Regions from separate parts of the Homo sapiens genome. Here region 2 is linked to region 1. The links are chromatin loops, found by intact Hi-C in ENCODE. Cell type or tissue: IMR-90. All regions are shown on one strand. Links, peaks and the distances in the headings refer to the core of each region. The heading gives the core; the rest is flanking DNA.

Evidence for each region. Peaks named below come from ENCODE experiments on the same cell type or tissue, not always from the same donor. Only the 100,000 strongest peaks of a DNase experiment are listed, where the experiment ranks them.
Region 2: a loop joins it to region 1, with 2.8 times the contacts of the local background. A loop is called at or near these places in 3 of 110 quality-filtered maps.

Annotation. Positions count from the first base shown.
Region 1 is chr17:34,074,596-34,085,769 of GRCh38, forward strand. LOC107985035 (a long non-coding RNA gene) reads right to left here and starts at 8,387. Exons shown (of 4, transcript XR_001752832.1): 1 at 8,248-8,387; 2 at 3,702-7,641; 3 at 2,816-2,974. It also overlaps a transcript of ASIC2 not described here. In IMR-90, for the core only: a CTCF peak has its summit at 6,881 (motif pointing right); no DNase peak of the experiment used is centred there.
Region 2 is chr17:34,157,421-34,168,594 of GRCh38, forward strand. LOC105371735 (a long non-coding RNA gene) reads left to right here. Exons shown (of 4, transcript NR_188344.1): 2 at 1,623-1,695; 3 at 4,005-4,479; 4 at 6,192-8,330. Among named protein-coding and RNA genes, the nearest start is that of LINC01989, 21 kb to the right of the region's middle. RefSeq lists an enhancer at 1-219. In IMR-90, for the core only: a CTCF peak has its summit at 6,476; no DNase peak of the experiment used is centred there; H3K27me3 peaks cover 1,944 bases.

The DNA of each region.
Region 1 (11,174 bases), core at 2,022-10,021:
AGCTCCATTCTAGTCCAAACCCTGCGAGTAGGTAATTTGCTTTAGCCCCTACAGAGCAGAAAACACGCTTAGGAAGGCAGCATTACGTGTTTCAGGGCCACTGTAGCTCTGAGCATTATAAAGTTTCAAATGTGGGTGCCTTGCTGGCCCAAGTAATCAGAGTGTGGCTTTTTTCTTTCTTTCTTTCTTTTTTTTTTTTTTTTTTTTTGAGACAGAGTCTCCCTCAGCCACCCAGGCTGCAATGCAGTGACGCGATCTCGGCTCACCACAAACACCATCTCCAGGGTTCAAGTGATTCTCCTGTCTCAGCCCCCTGAGTAGTTGGGATTACAGGCACCTGCCATCACGCCTGGCTAATTTTTGTATTTTAGTAGAGACAGGGTTTCACCATGTTGGCCAAGCTGGTCTTGAACTCCTGACCTCAGGTGATCTGCCCACCTCGGTCTCCCAAAGTGCTGGGATTACAGGCGTGAGCCACCGCGCCCGGCCAGAGTGTGGCTTTAAAGTGAGGAAGAAGCTGCTCTGGGAATGGACCATGTGCTTGTGAGAGAGGAGAAGTCAGCACCCTGAGCAGAGCTTCATAGGCTCGGTGAGCCTAAATGTGGAAGGTCTGGGCATCCAGCTGATTGAAACTCAGGTGGCCTGTGTGTCACAAGCTCTGATGCAGACTCCCAAGACCTCCCATGGCTCTGACGCAGATCATAGAAAAAGCCCTTTCCCAATGTCCCAGGTTTGAGATCAGTTTCTTCCACAAAATTAGCTGTGTGGCCATGGATAAGTCACTGGCCCTTTCCGAGACACAGTTTCCCCATTGGTACTAGACTCAATCAGTGGGTTTCAAACACTTTTTAAGTTGCAGAAAGCTTTATCTAAATAATATCTGACACCAGATTCCAACACATTAAATAGATAATAAAGGTAGTTGCTCTAGTTAATTGGAGGAAGGGAAGGGAGGAAGTGAGGAGCTGAAAACCATTAGCCTTTCCTGACTCCCTGCAGTACATATGGCACCACATGAAGAAGAAGCTACAACAGCCCACCCAATCTAGCCCCCATCACCATGTGATATCCCCTGTTACTCTCTGCCTTCCTCCTCTCCAGCCTTCTTTCTATTCCTCAGCCGTCCCAGTCACACAGCCTCCTTAGAGCCTTTGCACCGGCTGTTATCTTGGTTCAGAATGCTCTTCCTCCAGACATCCTCACCTCTTTCAAGTCTTTTTCTTTTTCCTTTTTTTTTTTTTTTTTTTTTTTTTGAGACAGAGTCTTGCTGTCGCTCCGGCTGGAGTGCAATGGCGCCATCATAGCTCACTGCAACCTCTGCCTCCCAGGTTCAAGTGATTGTCTTGCCTCAGCCTCCCAAGTAGCTGGGATTACAGGTGTGTGCAACCACACCTGGCTATTATTTTTTATTTTTATTTTTTTTTTGAGACAGAGTCTCACTTTGTTGCCCAGGCTGGAGTGCAGTGGCATGATCTCGGCTCACTGCAAGCTCCGCCTCCCGGGTTCATGTCATTCTCCTGCCTCAGCCTTGCGAGTAGCTGGGACTACAGGTGCCTGCCACCATGCCTGGCTAATTTTTTCGTATTTTTAATAGACACGGGGTTTCACCATGTTGGCCAGGCTGGTCTCAAACACCTGACCTCAGGTGATCCACCCGCCTTGGCCTCCCAAAGTGCTGGGATTACAGCTGTGAGCCACCACGCCTGGCCCTCTTTCAAGTCTTTTGCTCACATACTGCTGGCTCCATGAGGCCTAGTGTGCCCACCCCATTAAAATCACAGCCCTCTTCACTCACTAGCACTTCCAATCCCCTCTCCCTTCACTCTACTGTTTTTCCTTTCTCCAAGCTCATATCACTTTCTACCTTCATATCTACCTTTTATTGTATATATAGTTTATGGCCAGCCTCTCTCTGCTGGTAGGCAACATCCTGAAAAAAGTATATCCCAGGTGCTTAAAGAAGTGCCTCAGAATGTAATAGGCCTTCCATACATAATTGTTGTTATGAAGAATGGAGCTTTGAGGGCTCTCATTGTTCATAATTTGTCTTCCCATGTGGTCGCCCAACCTAATATGTGCTTCCACTGTCCTGAAACTCATTCATTTTGTCTGGTGCAGAGCTAGAGCCCTAAGGGCACCAAAACCCAGCTGGTCTTTCTGACTCCATGAGGCTCAGAGCAAAGCCACTTGCTTGCTTCACACCTTCAACAACCTTGTATTATAGTCAGAGAGTGAGACAGGAAGAGTGGGAAGGGCACAGAAGCAGGGCTGGAAAAGCAAGAAGGAAGGAGGAGGGAGGAGAGGGCAGGCAGTACTATTGTGGGTGGCTTAGCGCAACACAAGATCAGCACCTGCCATGGGCCAGTTCTGCAGCTGGCCATTTCTCACGGGCTGTCTCATCTAGCCTCCTGAAAACACCATATATTGCAGGTGATAACTAAGGAGGTGAACCCCAGAGAAGTGATGTAATTTGCCCAAGATGGTCCTGTGAGTAAGGGAGTACCTGGGATTCGGATCCAGGCCATCTGGCTCCAGAGCCTCCTCTTTCCTCTCTACCGGTATTACCCACAGAGCCACAGTGGAGACGTGATGAGTCTTTCTCAGGGAGATGGGAAAGAGGCCAGGAATCCACTGTGTGTAGCTGTGCTTTCTCTGCCTCATTCCTCTCCTGCAGCCACATGCTCTGGTCTGCAGTTCAGGGACCTCTGGCCCTGGGCTCCTCTCCTGTGATCGAGCCCCGGGAGGCAGCTGCGCTCATGGTCCTTGTGATCACAGTTCCTGCAATAACCTAGGAGAATGTTTGCCCACGTCATACCCTCTCCCTTTGGTGTCCGCGGAGGCTGTGAAGCCAGCAACACGACGTTTTGTCTGGCTAAGCTTTGGGGCTGATTGAAAGTCTTCAGAACCTGCACTCCTCCGGTGCTGCTCTTCCTGGAAACGGTTACCATGGAACACAGCCACGATGCAGCCTTCACTGTCAGAATTAATGAAAGTCAGAAAGCTATTAGGGGAAGGATTTTTTTCCTCCCTCCCTCTTGCACATAATTCTACTCTTCAGTGAGGTGTTTGCATGTCTGCCCTGCTTGTGAGATGTTAATTGCGTCCTCATTGAAATTCCTTGCCCACTGCCATCACCTCCTTTTGAGCTCCAGCCCCTGAAGCTGGCCTTTTTGAGATAATGAAGCTAAGTGCCCAGAGAGAGTGCGTCCCAGCCTCTCTGAAGAAGCATGCATCTTATCAGGCCACATCACAGCCGAAAAGCATTGTGTGGCTCCCAGCGACCCCAGAACATGGCACTCAAAGACTCTCAAAACCAGGTTGCAGTTGCACTTTGCAGGCTTCCTCCTTCCTCCAGGACATCCTGGGTTAAAGTTATAGAGGGCCAGCTCTACTCTCTGATGACATCTTCACATCTCTGTGCCTCTTAGGCCCCTACAGCTTCTGTCCAGAATGCCCTCCTCCTGGCCTCTCCGTTTCACCAGCTCTCAGTGTTCAGCTACACTGGCCATCTTCTCAGTAAAACCCTCCATCCCTAGAGAAGCATAGGTCCAGGTATACCTATGGCTCCTCCCTGTTCCCCAGGTCACATGTCTCATCACAACTATTTGCTGCAAACCTGCCTTTCTCTCTAAACAGTGAGTTTCTTCAGAGCAGAGGTAGGCTCTGATTCATCCTTCAATTCCCAGAGCCTAGCACTGTACCTGGCACTTCACAGATGCCCCATAATGCCACTGCTTCCTTGCTCCTACTCCACCTGTTAATAGAAGGAAAGTAAACACAGCTGAGCCCATGAGGGGGCGAAAGAACATAGCGAATATAACGATGGATTGCTGTGTAGACTCTACCCACTCTCTACTGCCCAACCCACCGCAGAGGCACTGAAAAAGAAAAGCCAGGTCTGGGGCCCTAGGAGCTCATTCTGGCTGGTATTTATAGCAAGGTAATTAGCTCCCTTCCCTAGCACCCCCGGAAGTGCTGGGAGACAATCTAGAAGCAGCAATGAGGAAAGCAACATAAAGGGATTGCCATAGAAACATGGGGATGGGGCTGGGGGCACTTGGGGGAAACAGAAGCAGCCCCCAGCACTTTCTGTGTTTCTCACCCGTAAGTGCAGGAGCTCAGTCCTGAAAGGAAGATTTCCCAGGGGCGGTCTCTGGGCTCTTCTTTCTGTGGCCAAAGGCACCCCTCCTCCACTCAGCCCAGGCTTGAAAGGCACTATCTGGTCCCACCACAGCAGACCCTGGGTCTGCAAGAGATTCTACATCATGGAGCAGAAAAAGTCCCCCAAGTTCTCCTACCTTGGACTCCTGGAGAAGCTTATCCTCACCCAGATAACTGAAACTTCCCTGCCAGAGCTGGAGAAGGCTGGAGGCAATTTTCCTTCCTAGTAGTGACGCAAGGGAGTTATGACAGTGGATTGGATCCTTTCCATCTTGGTGCCCCTCACCTGGACTCTTGCAATCATGGTCTAACTGCTCATTCTGTCTCTGTTCTCACCTCTGTTCAGTTGAATCTCCACATTTCCACCAGAGTGATACTTCTAAAATGCAATTCTGATCATGTTATTTTCCTGCTCAAAATTCTTCAGCAGCTCCCCACAGTTTTCAGGATAGAAATTCTTATAATTTTGCATGGAATGCAGGCTCCATCACGCTTTGCCTCTCTGGCCACTGCCCACTCCCTCCCCCCAGTATGAAGCCCATGCAATTTTCATCTCAGTCATACTAATCAATGTGTGGTTTTCCAAACTCATCTCTCTCTTGCCTTGGGGACTTTGTCCATGCTGTTCTCACTCCCTCCCCTTCAGACTCCTCCTCACCTTTTAAGTCTCTGCTCTAGGACTATATCCTTTCAGGGAAGGCTTCTCAACCTCCCAGGTAGACCAGGTACCTCACTTGTTGCTCCATTGGAACTTCTGTGTTCCCACCTAGTGAATCTCAAGGCAAGTCAGAATCACTGGATTTCCTGATGGCCTCTCCAACTGTATGTCAAGTCCTTGTAGGCAGGGCCATATTTTCTTGATTTCTGTACCCTAATACCTAACACAGGACTGACACCCAAATAGGTGATTTAAATGTCATAGGGTTGGCACTAGAATGAGGTGAGTGAGCCACCCAGGGTGCAGAATTTAAGGAAATGCTCTCAAATTTGTGCAAGACAGGCTGGCATGAATTGTCATAAGGGGATTTTCACCCTTGCTGTTTTGCTTGTCAGGTCACAGCAAGTCCTGGGTAGGTGAAAGGGCATCAACGATTTGGGAGATGGATAGAGGAGGCTGCACTTTTCTGGAAGACCTTGACCTTCTAGCTCCATGCAACACTAAAAAGCATCTTCCACTTTACCGGAATTTCTATGGAAATCTCCAACTTCTTGCATGTAGGGTAAGATAGGGAAGATGATCCCCACTTAAATGCAGTATCATGAACTCCTGAGCTGATGGCTTCTACACTTAGCTAAAGTGGACTCTATGAATACTGTCTGTGTCTACCATGGATTGCTATATTCAAGAGCTATCCACCTAGCTTTCTGTAATATGCAAAGATAGTTTCTAAAAGGGACCATTAATAGCCTCTTGAAAGGAAAAGAAAATACCACCAAAACTATGATGCACTGCCAGGGACATCACATAAAACCACTCAGATTCCTCATAACACAACTCCAGGGAGCACCTTCATATAGGTTGCAATGTCAATTGTGCCCCTGGATTTGTGCAATGTGGTGGCCATTTCCCCATGATCTCTCAGCTATACATGAACTCAGCCCAGCTTCCCTGGCACTAAATTCAAAACACTCAAAAACATCCTTACCACCATCCACAGTGAATGAGAAAGGGGAACAAACTTAGAGCTGGTGAGCTGGATCCAGACTCCACAAATGGTCAGCTTCTCTCACTTTCCAACTGGATGACCTTAAACCAAATCTCTTTAATCTGCTCTGTGAATGTGAGGCCCCATGTTGGGCTCACAAAAGAACATTAGCCTGAGAGGTACCTGCAGAGGGAAGGATGGGCAGCCCCTCTAAAGTAGGCTAGGTGAAGGGAGAGTCTTGCCTCATGGGAGGCAGAAGGAGATTATGAGGGTTAACAAATGTGTCAGAGAACCCGGGCACCTTAGGTTCATTTACTTTGATCCCTTCAGTTTTCAGACATAGGAACTGAACGGAGCAATCAAGACAGTCCTGCCCAATATCATTGAATGAATTAGCAGCAAGGAAAGGTCCAATATTGCCAGGCCAGGGCTTATTCAGACACATAGTTGCTTTATTTTAGTGATGGAGTGGGTCTGGCTGACAGCTTTTGTAGATCTTTATTCAGAGTCAGCTGGAAAAATTAGTCCCTGCTCATTGAAGATCCTCCCATTCCCAGAGTGAAGACTCCCTTCTTCTAAAAATGGGCCAAGAGACAAGGAATAAAGTACCTAGTAAGGCTTTGCCAAGCAGCCTCTATTGGCATCTATCTGAATCGCTGGCTTATAGCCCATGAAGAGATGCATACTTTCTGGAGTCAAGCTTCCCTAAGTGAGCTCCAGGGGCCAATTGCACTGAAACCCCCTGGGGCTTATTAAAATCTGGCTTTCATAGATGCACCCCAGATCTACTAAATTAGAGCCTAGGGGTGGGAGGATACCATTAACAAACTCCACATGGGATTTTGGCACACAATAAAGTTTGAGAACCAACACCCAGACATTATAGTGGTAAGAAGGAACCTAATGGGTATCAGATATCTACTTTGCTAGGCACTAGATAGATAGATATCCTTAGAAGTGATAGAAAAGGCAGAAACAAGACATTATTTCTTTGCCACACTTAGGGAAGCTTTGCACCAGAGGGTACGCATCTCCTCCTTGGTTCTACACCAGCAATTCAGGTAGATGCCACCAGATGGTGCTGGAAAGAGCTTTCCCCAGCACAGGAAATTAAGACAATATTATTGGGCCCTTGGGTCATTGGATAGCGCTGAGAACAGCATCTAGAACCCACCACCTCAAAATCCTTCTCAAAGGGAGGGAATGCATCCTTGAACTTTCACTCAAGTTCGTACTCTCAGCCCTTAAGGCTCTGCACAGAATTTCACAAATTATAATTTGCTCTATCTTTTCCCACCTAAATTTTACCCTCTCTTCTCAAAACTTCTTCTGTCTTAACACTCCTGCTACATTCTTGGCTCTCCCACTTACTGGTTATATGAACTCTGACAATTTGTTTTATCTCTATAAGCCTCAGTATTTTTATATATAAATTGGAGATAATAGTTTCAGAGTAGTAGTAAGTATTAGAGATAATTGTAGCTCAATAAATGTTTAGTCTCTTCTGTACTTAACCCCATTTTCAGAACGACAAGCCCCTGTTTAAGAAACCCCAGTGGCTTTCTGGTCTCATTTGCTTCTCCATGACCCAAACTCTCCGATTTAAGTTCTCATCACACCTCATTCATGTCTGCTCCTGGTCCTTTGCTCATGCTGTATCTTCTACCTAGGATGCCCTCATACTTTCATCCACGAATACAAATCCCAGCATGCTTAAAGGTCTTTCTCAAGTTCTTCCTGCTGCTTCAGGAAGCCTTCTCAAAGTCCAGGCCAACAGACTCTTCTGTCCCCTCTGCTCCTTCAGGCACTCTCTCTGAATGCTCCACTCTACCTCCTGGAGATGAGAACACTAGAGTCATGGAAGTCAGTGATCTCTAGGTATTGGAATTTTATGTACAGAATTTTTTATTTTTTTGAGGACCAGCACCAGGCCACCACCTTTTATTTTGCCAGGTGAGAATATACTATTAAATCTTGTATTCTAGTATTACCATCGTATCACAAAACTGTGACATTTTAGTAAAATAAAAGTTACAAAGGGAAAAAAATCTCATACAAAAGCATTGTCCTTTAAACGGAATAAACTCCACTTCCTAAAATGCTCACTGCATTGCCTGTTTTTTGCTCCTTTTGCCTTGGACTGATAAAAATACTACCAAAGGCCAGCTTCTGCAAAAATGCGGGGGAGTCCCCAGTCCACTCAATCACCTGTCCCCGCCCCCTGGCAACATAATGACAACCTCCACAACAGTTTCCACTTACTGAACACTTGCTATGTGCTAGACCCTGTGCTAGGTACTTCATGCATTACCTTACTAAATCCTTTTGCACAACCTCTGAAAAATAGATCATTACTGCTACCACTTTTAAGTTGAGGCTTAGAAAATTTAAGTAACCAGTCCAGGTCACCGTGATGGTAAAGTAGTTGAGTTATGCTTACAGTAAAAGACAGTTTGACCCCAAAATCTGTGCTCCTTCTTCTGCTTCATTTCTTGTCTCCTACAATGGGAAGAAGTTTTTGAATGCAGGAGCATAAGGAGATATGCTTCTCTTTCTTTGTATAGTCCATACTCACAGCATGCATTTATTTGTTCTTGTTTTTTTTTCCTTTGCATGCTATTTTTTTTTTATCATTATACTTTAAGTTTTAGGGTACATGTGCACAATGTGCAGGTTAGTTACATATGTATACATGTGCCATGCTGCTGCACTGCACCCACTAACTCGTCATCTAGCATTAGGTATATCTCCCAGTGCTATCCCTCCCCCCTCCCCCCACCCCACAACAGTCCCCAGAGTGTGATGTTGCCCTTCCTGTGTCCATATGTTCTCACTGTTCAATTCCCACCTATGAGTGAGAATATGCGGTGTTTGGTTTTTTGTTCTTGCGATAGTTTACTAAGAATGATGATTTCCAATTTCATCCATGTCCCTACAAAGGACATGAACTCATCATTTTTTATGGCTGCATAGTAGTCCATGGTGTATATGTGCCACATTTTCTTAATCCAGTCTATCATTGTTGGACATTTGGGTTGGTTCCAAGTCTTTGCTATTGTGAATAGTGCCACAATAAACATACGTGTGCATGTGTCTTTATAGCAGCATGATTTATAGTCCTTTGGGTATATACCCAGTAATGGGATGGCTGGGTCAAATGGTATTTCTAGTTCTAGATCCCTGAGGAATCGCCACACTGACTTCCACAATGGTTAACTAGTTTACAGTCCCACCAACAGTGTAAAAGTGTTCCTATTTCTCCACATCCTCTCCAGCACCTGTTGTTTCCTGACTTTTTAATGATTGCCATTCTAACTGGTGTAAGATGATATCCCATTGTGGTTTTGATTTGCATTTCTCTGATGGCCAGTGATGGTGAGCATTTTTTCATGTGTGTTTTGGCTGCATAAATGTCTTCTTTCGAGAAGTGTCTGTTCAGGTCCTTCGCCCACTTTTTGACGGGGTTGTTTGTTTTTTTCTTGTAAATTTGTTTGAGTTCATTGTGGATTCTGGATATTAGCCCTTTGTCAGATGAGTAGGTTGTGAAAATTTTCTCCCATTCTGTAGGTTGCCTGTTCACTCCGATGGTAGTTTCTTTTGATGTGCAGAAGCTCTTTAGTTTAATTAGATCCCATTTGTCAATTTTGGCTTTTGTTGCCATTGCTTTTGGTGTTTTAGACATGAAGTCCTTGCCCATGCCTATGTCCTGAATAGTAATGCTGAGGTTTTCTTCTAGGGTTTTTATGGTTTTAGGTCTAACGTTTAAGTCTTTAATCCATCTTGAATTGATTTTTGTATAAGGTGTAAGGAAGGAATCCAGTTTCAGCTTTCTACATGTGGCTAGCCAGTTTTCCACATATGGCTAGCCAGTTTTCCCAGCACCATTTATTAAATAGGGAATCCTTTCCCCATTGCTTGTTTCTGTCAGGTTTGTCAAAGATGAGATAGTTGTAGATATGCAGCGTTATTTCTGAGGGCTCTGTTCTGTTCCATTGATCTATATCTCTGTTTTGGTACCAGTACCATGCTGTTTTGGTTACTGTAGCCTTGTAGTATAGTTTGAAGTCAGGTAGCGTGATGCCTCCAGCTTTCTTTTGGCTTAGGATTGACTTGGTGGTGTGGGCTCTTTTTTGGTTCCATATGAACTTTAAAGTAGTTTTTTCCAATTCTGTGAAGAAAGTCATTGGTTGCTTGATGAGGATGGCATTGAATCTATAAATTACCTTGGGCAGTATGGCCATTTTCACGATATTGATTCTTCCTACCCATGAGCATGGAATGTTCTTCCATTTGTTTGTATCCTCTTTTATTTCATTGAGCAGTGGTTTGTAGTTCTCCTTGAAGAGGTCCTTTACGTCCCTTGTAAGGTGGATTCCTAGGTATTTTATTCTCTTTGAAGCAATTGTGAATGGGAGTTCACTCATGATTTGGCTGTTTGTCTGTTATTGGTGTATAAGAATGCTTGTGATTTTTGCACATTGATTTTGTATCCTGAGACTTTGCTGAAGTTGCCTATCAGCTTAAGGAGATTTGGGGCTGAGACGATGGGGTTTTCTAGATATACAATCATGTTGTCTGCAAATAGGGACAATTTGACTTCCTCTTTTCCTAATTGAATACCCTTTATTTCCTTCTCCTGCCTAATTGCCGTGGCCAGAACTTCCAACACTATGTTGGATAGGAGTGGTGAGAGAGGGCATCCCCGTCTTGTGCCAATTTTCAAAGGGAATGCTTCCAGTTTTTGCCCATTTAGTATGATATTGGCTGTGGGTGTGTCATAGATAGCTCTTATTATTTTGAGATATGTCCCATCAATACCTAATTTATTGAGAGTTTTTAGCATGAAGGTTGTTGAATTTTGTCAAAGGCCTTTTCTGCATCTATTGAGATAATCATGTGGTTTTTGTCTTTGGTTCTGTTTATATGCTGGATTACATTTACTGATTTGTGTATATTGAACCAGACTTGCATCCCAGGGATGAAGCCCACTTGATCATGGTGGATAAGCTTTCTGATGTGCTGCTGGATTCGGTTTGCCAGTATTTTATTGACGATTTTTGCATCGATGTTCATCAAGGATATTGGTCTAAAATTCTCTTTTTTGGTTGTGTCTCTGCCAGGCTTTGGTATCAGGATGATGCTGGCCTCATAAAATGAGTTGGGGAGAATTCCCTCTTTTTCTATTGATTGGAATAGTTTCAGAAGGAATGGTACCAGTTCCTCCTTGTACCTCTGGTAGAATTTGGCTGTGAATCCATCTGGTCCTGGACTCTTTTTGGTTGGTAAGCTATTGATTATTGCCACAATTTCAGCTCCTGTTATTGGTCTATTCAGAGATTCAACTTCTTCCTGGTTTAGTCTTGGGAG
Region 2 (11,174 bases), core at 2,159-10,158, 83 kb after region 1:
AGTTTTCTTTTTAGCCTTTTTTGAAGGTAGCTAGTGGGGGCTTCTTCGAGGGTTGACATGACACCCCGCCCCCCAGGTGGCAGGAAGACAGTGCTAAACTCCTAGGAGCCAGGTGTGAGGTTGGAGGCGGCATTCCTTTGCATCAATGTCAGGGATCCCAGGTTAGACCCAGCCTGGGATCTCCAGAGGGGAGAATGCTAAAAATGCAGAAGGAAGGGGGCGATCCAAACCCACAGTGCCTCTGATGCAGACAGCGAGGGGGCATTCTAGGAGAGCAGCCAGGAGCCCCTCCTGAGACAGAAAAGCCAAGTTGCCCCTGGAGCCTCAGAGAAGGAGCAACAAGTAGTCGCCTCCCCCACCGCCACATAGCTGTCGGGAGAGTCTGTATTTGAAAGAGAAAGGCAACTGGGACTCCAGGTGGGACTGGCTGCATACCATTCCATTTGGGCAGTGTGTGTGTGTGTGTGTGTGTGTGTGTGTGTGTGTGTGTGTGTGTGTATTCTGATCCTGGATTTGTCAGATGGAAGTACATTTGGGCAGTGTGTGTGTGTGTGTGTGTGTGTGTGTGTGTGTGTATTCTGATCCTGGATTTGTCAGATGGAAGTACAGCCGGAACTATAGGTGGGAGCAAAGAATTAGCCTTTCCGCTGCCTACCTCTTTTTTCCTGAAACTCCACTGGCAGTCAGCTCCTGCTAGCAGGTGAGTGTGGCTCGCCCTATTGGCCCATGCCAGAGCTCAAATGGCTAGAACCTACTGAATCAATGGTGCTAAATTCCCATCAGAAGGAAGGGAACAGAAAGTCTGAGTGGCCATCCCAAGCCACACTGCCAAGCTGGGGCAGAGCCACATGGAGTCACCTTGATGAGCCAAGCTCTCATCTTCAGGGCTTTCCAGGCTTAAATCATACTCCTTGGACAATGTTGGAAAAGAAGGCAGCTGAGGGCACGTCCCTCTAGGTTTAGCTCTACTCTGAAATATGTTTTCATTCCATCTGGACCCCTGCTAAACTAGGTCCACTGACAAAAACATCCAGGTGCACTCTGAAGCAACCTGTAGCATTAAATCAGTGGTTTATTGATCCTGGGAGCTCAGAGAACAGAAGCATCACAAGCAAGCACAATGGCAAAGATTGATAAACTTCACATATTCGTTAACCAAGAGGTCCTGGACTCCTAGGATAGGACACAGGTTTTTAAAGCAGGAGGACCAAAATTAACAAAGGTCTACCATGTGTCAGGACCTGTGTGAGGGTGTCATATCATCTTACTTATCCCTCTTAACTATCTTGACAGGTACATGTTCTTGTTATTATCCCTATTGTACAGGTGAGGAAGCTGGGGCTCACAAAAGTAAAGTGCTGTGTCCAAGTTACAGTTAGTGGTGTCAGAGGTGGGACTTGAACTCAGGCATATTTGTCTCCAAAATGCAAGTTGTTAAAGCAGATCCGGAACACTTCTTCCCAAATTTAGGAAAGGAGCAGTCCTTTCTATGCTTTGTCCCTGATTACACACACACACACACACACACACACACACACATCAGTTCCTCACTTGTATTAAACATCTCTATGCCTTTTTTTCTACCACACCACATCTCTGTTGTCCTTTTTTTTTTTCCCCAGCTCCAGGCCCTCTCCTACAGGAAGACTTCCTGGATTAATCTGCTAATCTTCAGCTCATCCACCTGTTTAATAGGTATGTTGGCCTCTAACTCTATACCAGGCACTGTATGGTTTTGGGGAAACAAAAGTAAATGAGATACATGTCCTGCCTTTGATAACTCAAGGATCAGCGGGGGAGGAGGCAGAGAGATAGGTACACACACAAGTCCCTGCTCCATGGTGTGGATAGCGAGAGAAGCAACATGGCTCATGGGTTCCTGGGATTAGCACTGCCCAGCTGGAAATCATGCTGCTCCATATCTGTTCATGTTCCTTCCACCTCCAGCCCTCTCCCAGGCTGTGTTCCGCCCTCCTCCCCAGCAGCCCAGATCTGTTTTCCCCATGAAGCCTCTTCTTTTCACAGGATCATATTTTCTCTCAGTTCGTGTCCCAGACATGTTTTCTCATGTGTGCCGAGATGGGTCTCAGAGTTGCTCTAATTGCTCCTTTCCCATTTAGACTCTTTGACTGCTTACCTCTACCCTTCGCCATTTGTTTGTTTTGAGGATTACAAACATAACGTGATGCTCTGTGACCTTGGGGGAAGTGACTAAACTTCTCTGAACTTCAGTTTCCCCACCTCCAAAATGATGGAGCTTAGAATGCCTGCCTCACAGAACTTTTGTGCAAATGAAACGAGATATAGATTATAAAGTGTCTGGTACAATTTAGACACTTAGCAATTGACACTTTCTCTTGATGACTACGAAGAGAACATTCGTTTTTGATGTTGGCACTCTCTTACAGGTGATTGGAGAACCATTTATAGCTCTAGAAGACATCATTTGCCCAGAGCAGTGTTTACCTGTTAGTGTCACCATCCCTTCCTGTAGGCCAGTGTCAAACACACTCCTCACACTACTCTGCTTCCTGTCCATGGCCTTAAGGTCTTCTCAAGGTCTTCTGAAGCAGCTCTTGACTAAAGCTTTCCAAGAGGGTGAGGCGATTTAGGGTGGGAAGGGGGGACTAGAAGAGAATAGCTCTAATGGTGCATTTCACAGCCGGGCACTTGGCTCTGTGCTTGACATTTGGCGGACATTATCAGTAACTCTGAGAGGAGGGTATTGCCAAGCCCATTTTACAGATGAGAAAGCTGAGTACAGAGAAAAAAGCTAACTTGCCCAGGGTCCCTCAGCTGAAAAGTGGCAGAGGGCTTAAATGTCAAACCCAAGTGTGTCTGAGTCTGAAGGGTGTGGTCCACAAACTCAATAGAAATGCTTCAACGAGACCTCAATAGCACAGACCATGATGGCAACAGTCTTGAACAGGAACTGAATTATAGAATATTCTTTAAGAAATACTGCTATAACATTTTCTATCACATGTAGCAATTCAACTTGATGGCTAATAAAACGTTTCCACATATCTTCTTAAAAACACTCTTTAATTGATAATACTCACTCGCAGTTAGCAGTATGGTTTACATAAAGGCATCAGATATTCTATCATTCTTAAAAATGCTTTTGTGTTATTCAGTTGGTTAAGCATTCCCCTCTTCAATCAGGTTTACAATACCTATTTGCTTGGCACTAGTGGTAACAGAGATTGGTTTTAGAGTGGGTCAATTTGGCCCAGATTTGTAAGCATTGACCTAATTGTGTATAATTATGGTCTTTTTGGTGAAGTGTATGACAAGACATTAAAGAACTTTTCAGACAAACTCATTTGCAAATCAGGCAGTTTAACCCCCTATTAGACCACATGCCCATATTTCTGCTGTGGCAAATTTATTCACTTATGAATGAAGTCAGGAATTAATTAACTTTCTATGACCCTGAAATTGCTACTCTGAGACGCAAGGAGGGGGACCCTCTTCTAACCCTGGGGAACCTAAGGCCAGTCCTGAGCCTGGTTTCTGGGGAGGGTTAGAAGCTCAGGGTGCAGCCTCCTGCCTCTGCAAAGAGTAACAGGCAGGAGAGTTAAGGAAACTGAGATCTACAATCAGCTCAGCTCGAATGCTAATTTGCTACTTAACATGTGCTAGGTACATGCCATGGCCACCACCTGCTCATTAAAGGGGAAAAATCATTCTTTGCTAATAAACAGATGACATTATAATTTGAAACTCGGTGATCTCAAAATACAACTTTTCCCTCTGATTTGTCATTCCCATAAAGAAGGGTTAAAGATCAACTATTGTAAAACCAAAGCATCTCTTTGCTGTTGGTTGGTTTATAAATAAACGCCTCATACAACACGTATTCCCATTTAGTCAGCTGGTGAACACTTAGCAAGTAATTTGTCATGACAGGTATACCAGGGAAGGATGTGAAGCAAAGCCAGACGTTTAATGGGTAGTTTACTGAGATTTTGTCTATAGCTGGTTTTCTTTTTTCTTTCCAGGCAAAACCTACAGAACTAGTCCACACTGAGTGGACCTCTGGGGCTCCCAGCTGCCGATTGACCTGAACCCCAGAGTGAACTCGTGTTGCTTTGTGGCTTCAGGAAACCTTGGAACATCTCTGTGCTGTTTTTTCATTTGTGCTCAATCATTCCTGAGGCCTCCTCCTCCTGCTGCAATTTGACAAGACTTGACCAAATCATTAACTCCCAGTTAATGGGATAAAATGAGTTTGAATCTGGGATTCTGGTCATTAACCCCATGTCACCATCTGCTCCAGCAGTTTGATGGCAGGGCTAGGTGAATTCTAATCACCCAACACTTGTTAAACTGCTGATTCCTGCTTCCCCACCTCTGCTGACTCAGCATCTCTGGGGTGGGGCCTGCAAAGGCTCTCTTCCTTGACGGGGTTATTGAGGGCAGCTCTAGGAACCCACCCAGGACCAGACCTGATGAGGAGTTCCTCCTATGCATCAGGTATGCTGGGTCGGTTTGCGGAGTTTCATAACTTGCATTTTCCTCTGCCTGGAGAGTTCCTTGCAGCTGGCTTCTTCTGTGTCACGGCCCCACAGAGATCTTGGCTGGTCTCCCTATCTCCACCCTCCACCATGCTCACTATTCCATTACAAGTTTCCTTTTCTACCCAGTACTAATCATTTTCTGCAATTCATCTCATTTCCTTGTGAACTATCTGTTGGTCCTACCAGAATGTAAGTCTCCACCTGGGGGCAGAGACCCTGCCTGGCTTGTTAGAAGCCATATCCCCAGGATTGAAGCATATGAGAGATGCTCAGAAATACAAGAATTCATGAACAAATGAACACGAGTGAATTCATTCAGCTCTGATGCTGAGGCTCCCTCTCTGAGATGAAAGAATGGGGAACCTTCTTCTAATCCTGGGGAACCTGGGGCCTGCCCTGAGCCTGATTCCTGAGGCAGGTGAGAGGCACCTCCTACCTCTCAACCCTGTCTATTGTTACCCCCAGCACCCAGGGAAGACCTCACTGGAGCCTGAGTCAGTGCAGGGGGCCAAGAGGAATCTGTGCACCCAGAGAATCTTGGCTGAGTTACCTGATTTTAAAACTCCTGACTTAAGGTGCTATTGACCAAGTACTCCTTAGCTCCATCGCCTACAAAACCACAGGTGCAGGTGAAAGTTGAGTTTAGGTATGAACTGAATACTGTTTAGCTACCCTATTTAAAAAATTGTTTTCATTTGTTTGTTTGTTGAGACAGGGTCTCACACTGTCACTCAGGCTGGAGTGCAGTGACATGGTCATAGCTCACTGTGGTCTTGAACTTCTGGACTCAAGCTCTCCTCCTGCCTCAGCCTCCTGAGTAGCTGAGACTACAAGGTGCCACCACATCCAGCTAATTTTTAAAACCTTTTTTGTAGAAATGGGGGCTCTCCCTATGTTGCCCAGGTTTGTCTCGAGCTCCTGGCCTCAAGGGATCCTCCTGCCTCAGCCTCCCAAAGCAGTGGCCACAGGCATGGGCACTGCACCCGGCCAAAAGAAATATTCTGTCTTCGCTTCCAACTTGAAATGGACTGCTTACCTTGGCACTTCCCATGCCGGCTTCTCTCCACTTTCCAATCTAACAGGATAATGATGTCATACAGAAATAACTTACAGTAGGTATTTAGTAAATGCTGGTGTGCAATATGGAATAAAATTCACAAGAGGAATTCCAAACTGTTCCTTATCCTCAAATCATTTTTTAATAGCCAAAAAATTAGTCTGAAATTTGAGTCCTCGCCCTTCAGTGTAAAATCAGTAGCTTTTAATTTTCCCTTATTTTGTTTGCTTTAAAGAGGCACACCTACCTATAGTCCCTTAGTCATGTAAGGGCTGACCCCTCCCACTGGTCTAAAGCGGGGCTTCTGGACCATGCCTGACCACAGCCATCTGATCCTGAGGAGCCTTTAACCCAGTACTTCTGTTTAAAGAAACAAAAGTCCTCTCCTAAATAAACAAAGCAGGCCTGACTCAAATCTCTCCGATGGGTAAAGGAAAGTACCCAGGAGCAGGAGGCTTGGATTTCTGATTTTATTTCGTGTCATTTCCCTTCCTCAAAGGTGTGAAACTCCACCCCACGCCACTCCTTTCCTATTCATCCTCTACTGGATGTTTTTTCCTCTAAATAATTTTTATTTTCTATTTTTGTCTGTATGTGTTCTCCTCTTTTAGTCTACTTCTGTCCCTCTTTCCCCTGCGAAGGAAAAATAGAAGAAAGAAGCCATCTCTGTTTGCTTTCTCCCTGTCACTCAATCTCTGGAGCCAACTGCTTCACAAATAAAGAGAAGTGCACAGAGAGTCCCTGAAGCCCACCATCAACAGACAGGCTTTCAACAAAACTGTATCAGCACCGCCTTGGCCATAGCTACACTCTACAGAAAATGGGAGAGAGGAACAGCGCTAGAGAAGTTTGTCCTTGCCTGGTTCCCGGGTGGAACTTCCTCTCCCCCTTGTGTTCTATGCGTGTGGTTACAGCTGCCTCTGATCTTTGGTGACCAGCGGTTGGCAGTGGTGGTATTTCAGCATACCTTGATCATCGTGCTTATTACACAGCCTCCTTTACCATCAACCCTACCTACCTTCTTCTAGCCATGCCCCCCACCTCCTCCCGTCTCTATCCATCTCTTCGCTCTTTTAAAAAATACTTAAGTGTGTACAGATCACAGTGACTTCATTTGTGTGCCCATTCACATTTGATGACTTCCATAACCCCCATACAAGTAGTTGTGTATTCGTTTTAATTCACTTTATTTATTTCCTAGCTCTTTCATAAAATAAAATGAAATATAAGTAATGAAATGGGAATAAAAAAGAGAAAAATAGAATTGAGGGGGAAAAGGAGAAATGCATCTATGTTTGTGATCACGTTCATCTTTCTCCATGCATCAATATGCATACTATTATGAATTCATTGCACGTATTTTAACATGTAGGCACTACATGGGGATGTGGTGTCTACATACCACCTCTATAGTGGTAGGCACTGCAAAGGGACATACAAAAGGTAAAAAGCATAGTCTCTACTCTCATAGGACTTTTCATCTCATGGATGTGGCACTCATAATGTCTTTTATCTGTGTCCCACTTGATGTGAAACTCTTTAGTAGGCATGATCCTATTTGATTTCCATAAGCAGAAGAGGGGTCACTGTTTCCATGTTATGAGAGAGGAAACTGAGGTTCAGAGAGTGAAAGGACCCTGATGAGATAATGGAACTGGGGCTCAAATCCTGGTTTCCCGACTCAACATTTCACATTCTTTCTACTCTGTCATTATTCATTAGTCAAGTTTCTCCACAGACAACTCACTGAGCCACAACATATGAAGCAGCATGGTAATGCCACTAGACTGGTCATGATCAGAAGATGTGGCCCCAGGGAAGAGAAAGCAAGAGAGCTGGAGATAGCAGAGAAAGCACCAAGGAAGGGCTTGGCCGTGCAGCTCTAGCAGGGAGGTCCTTCCTTTCAGCCCCCAAGTGTCCCTCTGTGTCTCATCTAAAAAGCAAAAAAAGAGGAGAACTAGAGCTTATGGTTGAAGGCGTGAGAATGAGGTGTCTTTTCCCTCTATCTCTGTAATATACAAGTATAAATACTATATATACATATGTATATGTGTTCCTTTTTTCTGTGTCTGATTATGCATGCAATTTAGCAAGGATTTATTGCCTAATTTTGGTCTGGGCACTTTGCTAACGCAATGGGGGAGGATACCAAGAAATTAGGGACTCAGCCTCATTGTCCCCAGAGACTCCTGGGGGTGGGCAAGGCACGGTGTCTGTGCATACTGCTGGGGGAGCTCTGGATTAGGGGACATCAGGAGACATGACATTGAAATGTCCTACTCAGTTCTCTGTACAGATTGGATTTCCGTGGAAGAAAGAAAATCAACATGTATTGGGAGTCAACATCTCATTCAGTCCTGTGAGTTTATTCTGCCTATTTTTCAGACAAGGAGACTAAGGCTTCAAGACGGTAAGTAAATTGCCCACAGTGTCACTGCTGGTGTGGGAATGAGCTTCAGGGTCATTGAGTCATGCTGCTGCCCAGGTACCCTGTAAGGCCGTCAAGTGTTGTGGGTAAGGGTTTTGGTGCTGACGTTCAGGTGATTGTGAGTTTAAAGCCTGGGCCCACCCACACCAGCAGTGTTATTTGAAGCATGCTATTGAACGTGCCTAAACTTCCGTTTGCTCATCGGTAACATGGGAACAGTAACAGTGCCTACCTCATAAGACTGATGGGAGGATGTGATCAGCTAAAGTGTGTAAAGTACCAATAAGTATCTAATAAAGTTCAGTAACTATGTCACTATTAATACCACTGTTATAATCACTACTTTTGTCTAAAGGAGACCCAGGTGACATGAAGCTATTATGCCCTGTGGACTTGAGATCTTGAATTAGGGTTTGATTGTGAGACTACCAGACAAGCAGTGGGATTTAAATATTCATGGACCAGGGTCCATCTAGGTCTGATGGGACAAGGAAGGGACCCTCACAGTTGATTACCCTGAGATGGGAGAGGAAACTCTGCTAGAGGCATTTACACCTTACTAAGCATTTCTGGTGTATCAAGCTCTCTGCTAGCTTGTGAGGATGTAATGTTCATTAAGACATGTTCCCATAGGCTCTGGTCCAGCTTCTACCAGTTTTTAGCTGGACCACTGGTTTCTCCTAAGACAAACATAGGAGCCAGATGACTTCTGTAGTGCCTTGTAGACCTAGTCCAGTCCTTGGTGGTTCTGTGAACACTCACCTTGGCTCTGTCCCATAGAAGTACCAGGAGTCTTCCCAGGGGAGAGATTAAGAAACTCTTGCTCCTTCATCCTCTGTGATGGTTTGGAGCCTGAACAGCCTCCAGCCTAGGCCAAGTGTTCTTGGAGGATTCGCTTCTTTATCCCAGTCCCTCATCAGTGCCTCCTATAAGAGCCCCACCTGCTTTACTGAGCAATTGACTCCTACATCCATATATCTCTACCACTCCTCAAACCAAACTGCCAACCACCTCTAAGGCAGCTATTGATTTCACTGACCATAATGGAGTGTGTTCTCCATTATGCTGTTTAGTCACAGCACTAAACATCAGAAGGGATTCAAAGAGGAATCAGGCTAATGCCTTTCATCCAAGGAGCTGACAGATGGATGAGCCAGACTGGCATGCACACAGTCAGCACAAGGGAATAGGCTGTGATGGAGCTGGGTGTGCAGGGGACTGAGAGTGGAATTAGCATCCAGTTTCCAATCCTACTGCTGTAGCTGGCATTAAGGCATTCTATTACTCTCTCCAGACACAATCAACTTTATTCTTCAAGGTAGACACTTGCTATATGCCAATAACTATGCCAAGAATGTATACGCATTATATTAGTTAATGAGAGTTTCTCAACTTTAACACTGTTGACACTTTGGGCTGGATAATTATTTGTTGTGGGGAGCTGTCCTGTGCATTGTAGGATGTTTAACAGAACCCTTGGCCTCTATCCACCAGACACCAGCAGCGCCACCCCCCTTCCCCAATTGCAACAACCAAAAATGTTTGCAGACATTGTCAAATGTCCCCTGGGGACAAAATCATCCTCAGTTGGGAACCACTAAATGAATCCTAATATAGACCAGTGACATAGGTACAATGATCATTTCCACTTTACAGTAAACTGAGGCATAACAAGGTTAAACCATATGTCCAAAGTCACATAGCTAGGAGCTGGAAGCAGGGCCAATCTGTTTCCACAGCCCTTAAGCTTACTGTCCTCCCTGTTTTGCCTATCTCTGCATGCATGGAGCTAAGGACTCTGTAATACTCAATAAACCCATGCAAAGATGAACCATTTCTAATGGCAAACCCTGCTGTTTATATTGCATTTACTATCTTACCTTCCATAAACCACACAACAACTCTTCAGTGTAGCTCCTGCTCCCATTTTATAAAGGAGCACACTGAGACCTGGATTGACAGAAAGGGATTGCCCCAAGTCACAGAGCAGAGCAGCTACCAGAGGCTGGCTTTGGGCCCACGTCTTGTAATTCTACACTCTCCAGTACTCAGAGAGTTGAGTAAACACCGATTAAACTATAGGAGGCTGGCAGGCAACTTAATAAAAAAATAAATGCAAATCCAGCATGATGGATATATTTAGCAGATAAATTATTATGTGATGGTATAAAAATAGATCAAGGGAGAGCACATGAAATTGCAAGCCTGACTGTGTGAGAGACAGGGAAGGCGCATGGAGAGCGTCGGGTACATTTAATTAACTTTGCTGGGAAAACATTCACAGGCTGCCACCTGAAACCAAAACATTCATGGGCTCCACTTAAAGTCACAATACATGTAGTCCTATTGGGAAGAGTTATAATCCAATAGAGCTTGAAGTCATTGATTAAAACAATGTCAGTGCTCAAATGCTTTGATGTGTAAACCCAATTCTCACCCGTATATAAGATAACCAGGCATGCATTTGTGGTCTGTGTGACCCATAAGCTCACTGACATTAAAATGTCCCACTCAGCTTTCTGTACAGATGGATTTCCACGGAGAGAAGGAAATCAACATGTATTGAGAGTCAACATCTCATTCAGTCCTGTGAGTTTATTCTGCCTATTTTAGGCAAAGAGACTAAGGCTTCAAGAGGACAAGTGAAATGCCCATAGTGCCACTGCTGGTGCAGGAATGAGCTTCCGGAAAGAGTCAGGTTCATTGAGTCATGCCACCACCCAGGTGCCTTGTGAGGCCACTGAGTGTCGTGGGTAAGGGTTTGGGTGCTGCCATCCAGATGACTGAGTTTAAATCCTGGACCCACCCACACCAGCTATGTTACTTGGAGCATGCTATTGCCCTTGCCTAAACTTCAGTTTGCTCATCTGTAAAATGGGAGCAATAAGTGCCCACCTCATAGGAATGATGGGAGAATGTAATGAGCTAAAGTATGTAAACCATTGATAAATATCTAATAAAAGCTTGCAATGATAAGATGCCGTTATTAATTACTATAATACTAATGTCTAAAGGAGCCCCAGGTGGCATGGAGCTATACCCTGTGGACTTGTGATCTCTGTTCCATGCCAAATGGAAAGCATACAGTCATGAATCAGGGTTTGAGTGTGAGAGCAGACAAAGAGTGAGATTTAAATATTCATTAGTCAGGGTTCATCTAGGTCCC